Linked DNA regions of Mus musculus: regions 2 and 3 are each linked to region 1. A link is a loop called in an ENCODE intact Hi-C map of the cell type or tissue named here. Cell type or tissue: gastrocnemius. All regions are shown on one strand. Region 1 overlaps Trpm1 (transient receptor potential cation channel, subfamily M, member 1). Region 2 holds the start of Mphosph10 (M-phase phosphoprotein 10 (U3 small nucleolar ribonucleoprotein)). Region 3 overlaps Mtmr10 (myotubularin related protein 10).

Evidence for each region. Peaks named below come from ENCODE experiments on the same cell type or tissue, not always from the same donor. Only the 100,000 strongest peaks of a DNase experiment are listed, where the experiment ranks them.
Region 2: a loop joins it to region 1, with 2.6 times the contacts of the local background. A loop is called at or near these places in 2 of 42 quality-filtered maps.
Region 3: a loop joins it to region 1, with 11 times the contacts of the local background. A loop is called at or near these places in 23 of 42 quality-filtered maps.

Annotation. Positions count from the first base shown.
Region 1 is chr7:64,163,653-64,166,152 of GRCm38, forward strand. All of the region lies in intron 1 of Trpm1 (transient receptor potential cation channel, subfamily M, member 1), which reads left to right. Among named protein-coding and RNA genes, the nearest start is that of Trpm1, 11 kb to the left of the region's middle. In gastrocnemius, a CTCF peak has its summit at 1,421 (motif pointing right); a DNase peak (open chromatin) is centred at 1,504; H3K27ac peaks cover 1,520 bases.
Region 2 is chr7:64,390,303-64,392,802 of GRCm38, forward strand. Mphosph10 (M-phase phosphoprotein 10 (U3 small nucleolar ribonucleoprotein)) reads right to left here and starts at 1,934. Exons shown (of 11, transcript NM_026483.2): 1 at 1,804-1,934. The coding sequence starts at 1,892. It overlaps Mcee (methylmalonyl CoA epimerase), which reads left to right and starts at 2,320. Exons shown (of 3, transcript NM_028626.2): 1 at 2,320-2,500. The coding sequence starts at 2,496. In gastrocnemius, no CTCF peak of the experiment used is centred here; DNase peaks (open chromatin) are centred at 1,416, 2,015 and 2,354; H3K4me3 peaks cover 2,120 bases; H3K27ac peaks cover 1,430 bases.
Region 3 is chr7:64,325,828-64,328,327 of GRCm38, forward strand. Mtmr10 (myotubularin related protein 10) reads left to right here. Exons shown (of 16, transcript NM_172742.2): 13 at 825-994. Among named protein-coding and RNA genes, the nearest start is that of Mtmr10, 39 kb to the left of the region's middle. In gastrocnemius, a CTCF peak has its summit at 1,337 (motif pointing left); a DNase peak (open chromatin) is centred at 1,332.

The sequences.
Region 1 (2,500 bases):
ATGCCCTGGGAATATCTGCTTTCATGTGATTAAAGGCTGTCGATAAGACTTTGATCCCGGAAAAGCAGGCCCTGCCGATGAACCCAGCTCCCATCACTTTGTGATGCTGGGAGTCAGGAGTCATTTCCGTGAAGAGGTGAGAATGGAGCTCATGGGCAGCTCAGAGAGACAAGGGGAGACGGGGGAGCCAAGCCTGGTGTCGAAGATGTAAAAGCAGCCAGGGACAAAGGGTTCTTACTCCTAGGAACCTAGCTCACTGGCCCCAACTCCACATCCCTGGGGCTTAGATGAAGTCCCTGGAATGATTCCCACTCACCAGTAGCCATGTAGTGAATGCTCTACCAACACATGATCTATAACTGTTTCTCTCTGCTCTAGCTCACCTCATCTTCCTATCCTGGCCAAGCAAACAGCTGTTGGTGCAAAAGGCCAGCTGCCAGGCAGGCACAGGTGCAGGTCCTTTCAACTCTGGGTCCTAAGATGGTGGCCTAGGGCCCAGGCAGCCCTGTGGCTCCAAAAAGGACCTTTATCTAGACCTGCAGGGAAATCATACTAATGTGCCATTAACCTTTATGTTCACAGGTTTGAATGTAAGAATTTAAACAGACTCTTTTTTCTTATTGCTGTCGCCTAAACAGTACAGGATAACATGGTTTGTGTGATAGTTAGGGATAAGGCTGGAGCTCCATGACTTAGTATGTGGGATGACCTGGGTTCAAGACCTAGCACTGCCAAAATACATGTATGTGCATCTTCATCAAATATGTACACAGAGCAAGTAAGCTCTTGTAAATATTCTATGTCATCAAGCTATGTCTTAAAGGATGCACATAGGTTCTGTGCGCACACAACCTCATCTTGTCCAAGGGCCTTGAGCCCTTGCCGATTTTCTAGACCTTGGAGTCCTGTGACCAGTCACCCTTGGGTACTTAAGAATAATTGTATCCCCCAAATACACACTTGCTGAAGATGAGGCCCCATGCCGTGACATGGAGGAGTACGGGCTGGGGTGCCAAACCCACACACACGATAGCAAAGGCTCCAGGAGCCCACAGAGCATGTGGAAAGAGCTCTGTTAGGGTACGTTGTGGGTGCCACAACGCACTGTCCAGAGTTTTCTGAGCCATGGTGAGGTACCAATGTCCCCCAGAGCCACCATAGACCTCTGGAGCTCTCTACAGCAGGCACGGAATGTGTTTTAGCATTATCCTTCTTAATGCCTTTCACTCTCCTATGGCTTTCCACCCCTACTTATAAAACCCCTAGGACTAAATGGGATTGCTTTGTGCAAGTTCAAATTGACATTGTGCAGGTCGGTATTTTGACTGAAAAAAAAAAAAAAAGAGCAGCAATTTGAAAAATAACTTTTATAGAAGCAAACCACAGCTAGGGGTCAGATTGGCTCTGAAGACAGCCAGCTGAGGGCAGCAGAGCGCTGAGCTGGCAGAGTAGGGCTCAGCAGTAAGGAGAGAAAGGTGGGCCATTGAAGGGAGGTGAAGGGTGCCAGGTCTCCTGGCTGGACAGGCTGACCAGCTGGCACAAGCTGGGGTACTGTTGTTGCTAGAAAAACAGCGGCTCAAGGGTTCCTAGCCCTCCTGCCAAGCCTCTATGGCAGGAGACACCCTACACTCAGGAAGTCTCCTGAACTGGCCCAGGGTAGACAGGCCGCTCAGCCAGTCAAGGTTCATGAGTCACTTGCTTGGATACTTGCTTGTGACAGAGGGACTTTGTCAGAGGTTTGGCTGGAATCATCTCCACCCCGCAAGACCTAGAGGAGGCCACCACCTCAACTGCAGGCAAGCCTTTGGCACTTGGTGGACTCCCTTGGGTTTGGCACTGGTGGAATTTTCATCAGAGATCTGCTGTAACATTTGTTGGCTGGACCGCAAAACAATAGGTGTGCTTCCTTGTTTTAATTTTTTTTTTCAAAAATTTTAAGACAGCAGTAGAATATGGAACTGGATTCAGGGCCACTCCAAGTACAGAACCCTATAGGACAGCATACTTCAGCTGCCCATCTGATGATACCATTGGCCTGATTTAAGCCCAGAGCCTGCTTGGGTTTTGAGTAATGCATAGGTGGTGTCTTAGGGTCTTGATTGCTGTGAAAAAGCACTATGGCCAAAGCAACTTGGGGAGGAAAGGGTTGATTTTGCTTACACTTCCACATCACTGTTCATCTTTGAAAGCACTCAAGGCAGGAACTTGGCGGCAAGGGCCGATACAGAGGCCATAGAGGAGTGCTGCCTACTGGCTGGTTCTCCATCACTTAAGCAACCATGCCAGGGTGATCCCACCTACTGTGGGCTGGGCCCACACACATCAATCACTAATTAAGAAAATGCCCTACAGGCTCGCATTAGCCAGATCACATGGAGGCATTTTCTCAATTGGGGCTCCCTCCTCTCAGATGACTCTTGCTTGACATAAAACTAGCCAGCATAGCTGGCTTCATGGTTCTCAGATAGAGAACTCAGTTCTTCTTCCCCCCATTGAGGAA
Region 2 (2,500 bases), 230 kb after region 1:
CTAAAAACCTGACTTTGCTGTATATACTGAAGCTTACGCATCTACTTGCCTGGAGATACCCAGGAAGTCAGCCTTAAATCCTCAAATCTGCATCATACATACTCCTCACCTATTAGTCGTTTGGCAAGTGATTCCCACCTGGCTTTAAGCTTGAGAAAAATTATCTAAGGATATGATATCTGAAATGGGATTGAGACCTACAGGTAAAATAGAGTATCCTGTACAGATGTGGAAACACATAACTCTGGTTTTCAGACAATGTGAAGAACAGAAAGACCAAGACAGCTGTAGTGTGACTGAGGAGGCAGAGTGTACGGCTGAGGTTATAGAAGCTGGGGGGGGGGGGGTGGCAAGACAGAAACCACGCAGAGTTCTAAGACAGGAACACTTTAAGCGTAATGAGAACAGAGTTGCAGGCTGAAGTTTGAAATGATAATTTACAATGTGGAAACAAAAAGCACGATAGAGTTGAGTTGTTAGAAAGCTGATGAAGCATCGCAAAGGATTTTTATGTTGGAGACGCAGTCAGTATGACAACTAGGAATCAGTGTCTAAATATAGCGTAGGCAGGATGCTAAAGGGGATAGAGAAAATAGGACAGAGAAAAATGAAAGCATCAAGGAAGCAGACTAGCTGAATCTAAATAAATGAAATGATAGAACTGCCTTTTCGTGGGGCCGTAAACGTAATGGAAACAGGGAAATGACTTCAGGGGAGAGAAGAGTACAGGAGGGGGTAAGGAGCTCTATTTTGGACACAATGAGTCTGTGATACTGTTGCTAAGATTTTCATTATAAGTCAGAGTCATACGCAAACTTTATATGCCCCAGTACAGGGGAATGCCAGGGCCAAAAAATGGGGAATGGGTGGGTAGGGAAGTAGTGGGGAGGGTATGGGGGACTTTTGGGATAGCATTCTAAATGTAACTGAGGAAAATACGTAATAATAAAAAATATTTAAAAAATAATAAGTCAGAGTCATAATTTTACAGAACTTAATCAAAGTGCTGGGAAGAAAGAAGTCTCTCCTATTTTTTTTAAATTTATTTTTCTTTCCTACAAAGCATCCCAATTGCAGCCTCTTCTCCCTCCTCACCTCCTCCAGATCCACAGTACTCCTCCGTTTCTCTTCAGAAAAAGTAGGCTTCCAGAGATATCAACCAAACACAACCCCTCATTTCAAGGCAATCCGGCAGGGGTACAAGAGCTCCAAGAGCCTACTGCCACTGCTACAAGTTCCACAAAAATCCCAAGCTTAACAATCACAATATATATGCAGAGGACCCAGCGCTAACCAGCGCAGGCTCCTTGATAGCCAGTAAAGTCTCTGTGGGCCCCTCCCTGAGCCCTGGTTAGTGGATTCTGTGGGCCATGTTCTTGTGGTGTCCTGGGACCCCTATGGCTCCTACAGTCACCCCTCCTCCCTCTTCTGCGGGCTTCTCCGAGCTTCGTCTACTGTCTGGCTGTGGGTCTCCACCACAAGTCATGAAAATGCATTGACAAGCAACAAGTACGTACTTTCAGTGTGTATTTTGGGGACAAATTCAGAAAGCATATTCCGCCCTCAATGAGCCTCTCTGGACGCGAATAACTGGGCTTAGTGCAATAGCCCACAACTAGGAAATCTGCACCGAGCCGCTTTTACTTTTAGCATTTTGACAGGCCAACGGAGCAAAAACTGTCTGAAGTTGGGGCTAAGCGACCTGTACTTTCCCTTCCTGGCTTTCAGAAGTTGCCATATGCTGGCCCGCCCAGCACCGGTGAGATGCGCGCTGCTCTCTCCCAGACCTGGATCTGTACTTACGTGAGGAAACACTCCGGTCGGTTGGTGGCTTTCCTGATTTCCCTCAGACACCGTTCCAGAGTCTGTCGACGAAACACGCGAGGCGCCATAGCTACACACTACGGCACCACGCGAGTGCTGCGAGCCGGCCGGCCGGCCGGAAGCAGTACGCCAAACACACGCCTTATGCAACCTGAAGCTCAGAGCCTAAAGTTCCGCCACACACAGGTTCCGGCCTATAGCCGCAAACACTTCTATTGGGCATGCGTAGGGGTGGGGCAGACCACCGAAAAGAGCCATTGGTCATCTCAAGCGCCTTGGCACTTTCTCCAAATGTTTTGTATTTCTAAGACCACAGTGGTGTCGCGTGATTGCTTTCTGCTTTTGCATTCGATACAATAAGTATTTTAATGTAACGAAAAAGAAGGTCGCTTCACGCCGCACCCGCCACTCCCCCGCTCGTCCCGCCGTCAGTCAAGCTCCGCGTCTCGTGACCCCGCCCCAGGTCTCACGCCCCGCCCCTTGCTCGCCCAGCTCTCTTCAGCGGTCTAGCTCCCTGAAGGGTATTGGGCACCCCGGACTCGCGCCCCGTCCCTGCCCCGTTTCCACGCCCACTTCAGCTTTGACACGCCCCGGGCCTCAGTCCCCGCCCCCTGCCCACTCTCCCAGTTGTCTCTGCCCTAGGTCGCTGTGCAAGCCTGTAGCTTCTGGACATGAG
Region 3 (2,500 bases), 160 kb after region 1:
CTGGCTGTCCTGGAACCGCTTTGTAGAACAGACTGGCCTCAAACTCATAGGAATCCACCTGCCTCTGCCTCTTGAGAGCTGGGATTAAAGACATGCACCCCCACTGCCCAGTAGAAGACGGTGTTTTATTTACTATCCTTGACAAAACAAGAGCAGAATGCATCCTAGAAATACATTCTACCCTAAACTATGAGAAGTAAAAGATGTGAGCACTGCTCTGCCTGCCGTTGGACCCTTTCCCTCCTACTGGGTGGCCTCGTCCAGCCTTCGTGTGAGGAGAGATGCCTCATCTTCTTGCAACTTGATATGAAATGTTTGGTGGATATCCCTGGGAGGCATGCTCTTTTCTAAAGGAAAGGAAGAGTGGATGAACGAAGGAGGGGTGGCCAGGACAGGAGAACGGAGGGAAAACTGGTTGGGATATATTACATGAGAGAAGAATAAACAAGAAAAAATGTGTGCAGTGAACTGCTGTTATCTGCCAATAGTGACATATGAGAGTGCATTTGCTACTGAGCCCCACGGTCAGTGCATCAGGGTGGAATGGCATCTTCAGTGTGGTGGAGTGAATTAGCATAAATATTGTGTTTAGTTTTTACTTACTGATGACTTGCTCTGATACTTCTCTTGGTTCATATAGATTTCCAATAAATATAGAACATGACTTGTAAAAAATAAGTTTATTATATTTGAGAGCTGCTGGAATCCACTAAATTTTCTTACATAGACTATTTTGAAGGCAATTTAAAGTATAGAATGTTGAATTACCTAACTTACATTCAGGATTTCTCTTGGTCTTCATTTTCTTTCCATTTTATTGACAGAGGAGGAAGGCAGAGACTTGAGTTGTCTGGTGGCTTCTCTCATTCAAGTGATGATGGATCCATACTTCAGGACAATTACTGGATTTCAGAGTCTGATACAGAAGGAGTGGGTCATGGCGGGCTATCAGTTCCTAGACAGATGCAACCACTTGAAGAGGTCAGAGAAAGAGGTAACTAGTCCTGTTGCTTTCCTAGCACTTTTCAAAAGTTTGTTTATTTGTGTGTGTGTGTATGTGTGATGATTAGTGTTATGAAATATAGTGTGGCAAGGAGATATGTTGGGCCCATGCTAAGGTATGCCCTGAGGAATTACACTATTGGGAGAAGGAAGGGGGAGTGAGGACCTAGAGAAGGGGTAGAGGCAGACAGATGAGAGCAGAGCCATAAGGGTAGAGAAGAGGATGGGGCACAGAGGACAGAAAGAGGGGAGGGGAGAGAGAAAAACTGGGTACAGAGAGATTGGGGGCTGGAGTGCCTGGCAATCCCTTTATGGGAAGCCTGCCACCTGGTGGTGGTGGTTGGTGTTGTAAGCCCTGGGAGGAGCCTAGTGGAAGCACCTATAATCTGACAATTAGGGCATGCCAGGACATGCCTGTAGAGGTCGGAGGACAACTTTAAGAACTCAGTTCTCATTCTTCATGAGATTTTTGGGGTCAAAATCAAGTCTTCATGTTCATGTGGTAAGTGCAGTTACACTGAGCCATTTCATAGACCCCCAAACTAGCACCTTTCAAATATGTATGAGATAAATTTTTACCATTGTGAAAATGACAAGGGCCTCTTTAATTTTTCAGTATTGATTTAACACATTGTAGCTTTATTAAAGCCTAACTAATAGATTAGAATCCACATTGATGTAGAAGATTACCGTAGATACAAAGATGACCCCCTATCCTCTGCATCTTAGAGAATAGAGCCAACAACTTCTCTTCAAGCCAGTTGCCTGTAGGGTGTGTTGCAGTTTGTTCCCTCATCCCTGCACCTTAAACACATGGTCGAGTGGCTACCAAGCTGCACTGCAGCCCAGTTGTCAGAAAGTCAAACCTAGTGTGTCTGCACCATGGTGAGTATTTCAGCTGAAAGAACACATGGCCAGTGTCCCACTCAGTCCTATGTAGAAGCACAGGAAACAGGAGAAAGCAGAGCAGCAGGGCCATCCACTGTGTAAGTCCACAGTAACTGAGCGGATGATAATGACTTCAAAAGAATGATTATACGGATGATCAGTGGAATCAAGGAGAGGGTTGAAGACCAGAATGTATTGGAAGAGAGTACAGATGAACAGCTAGATGTAACAACAGCAACAAAGACAACTCAGGATGTGAAAGAGGAATTCAAGTGTCTCCAAAAATATTGAATTTTAGAAAAATGAAACAATAAATTGAATAAACTTTGTTGGAAGCCTCGCCAATATCAAGCATCAAGTGAAAACAGATTACCAGGATGTGAAATTGTAATAGAGGAATGAACTGAAACATTCAAACAGTAAGTTTTTAAAAGCAGGCATAGTACATGCAGTATTTTTGGAATATAATTTAAAACAACCAAACAGTTTAAAAGCTGGACATGGTGGTGCATGCCATAGAGACAGAGGCAGATATCTCTGAGTTCAAGGCCAGCCTGGTCTACAGAGTGAGTTCCAGAATAGCCAGGGCTACACAGAGAAACCCTGTCTT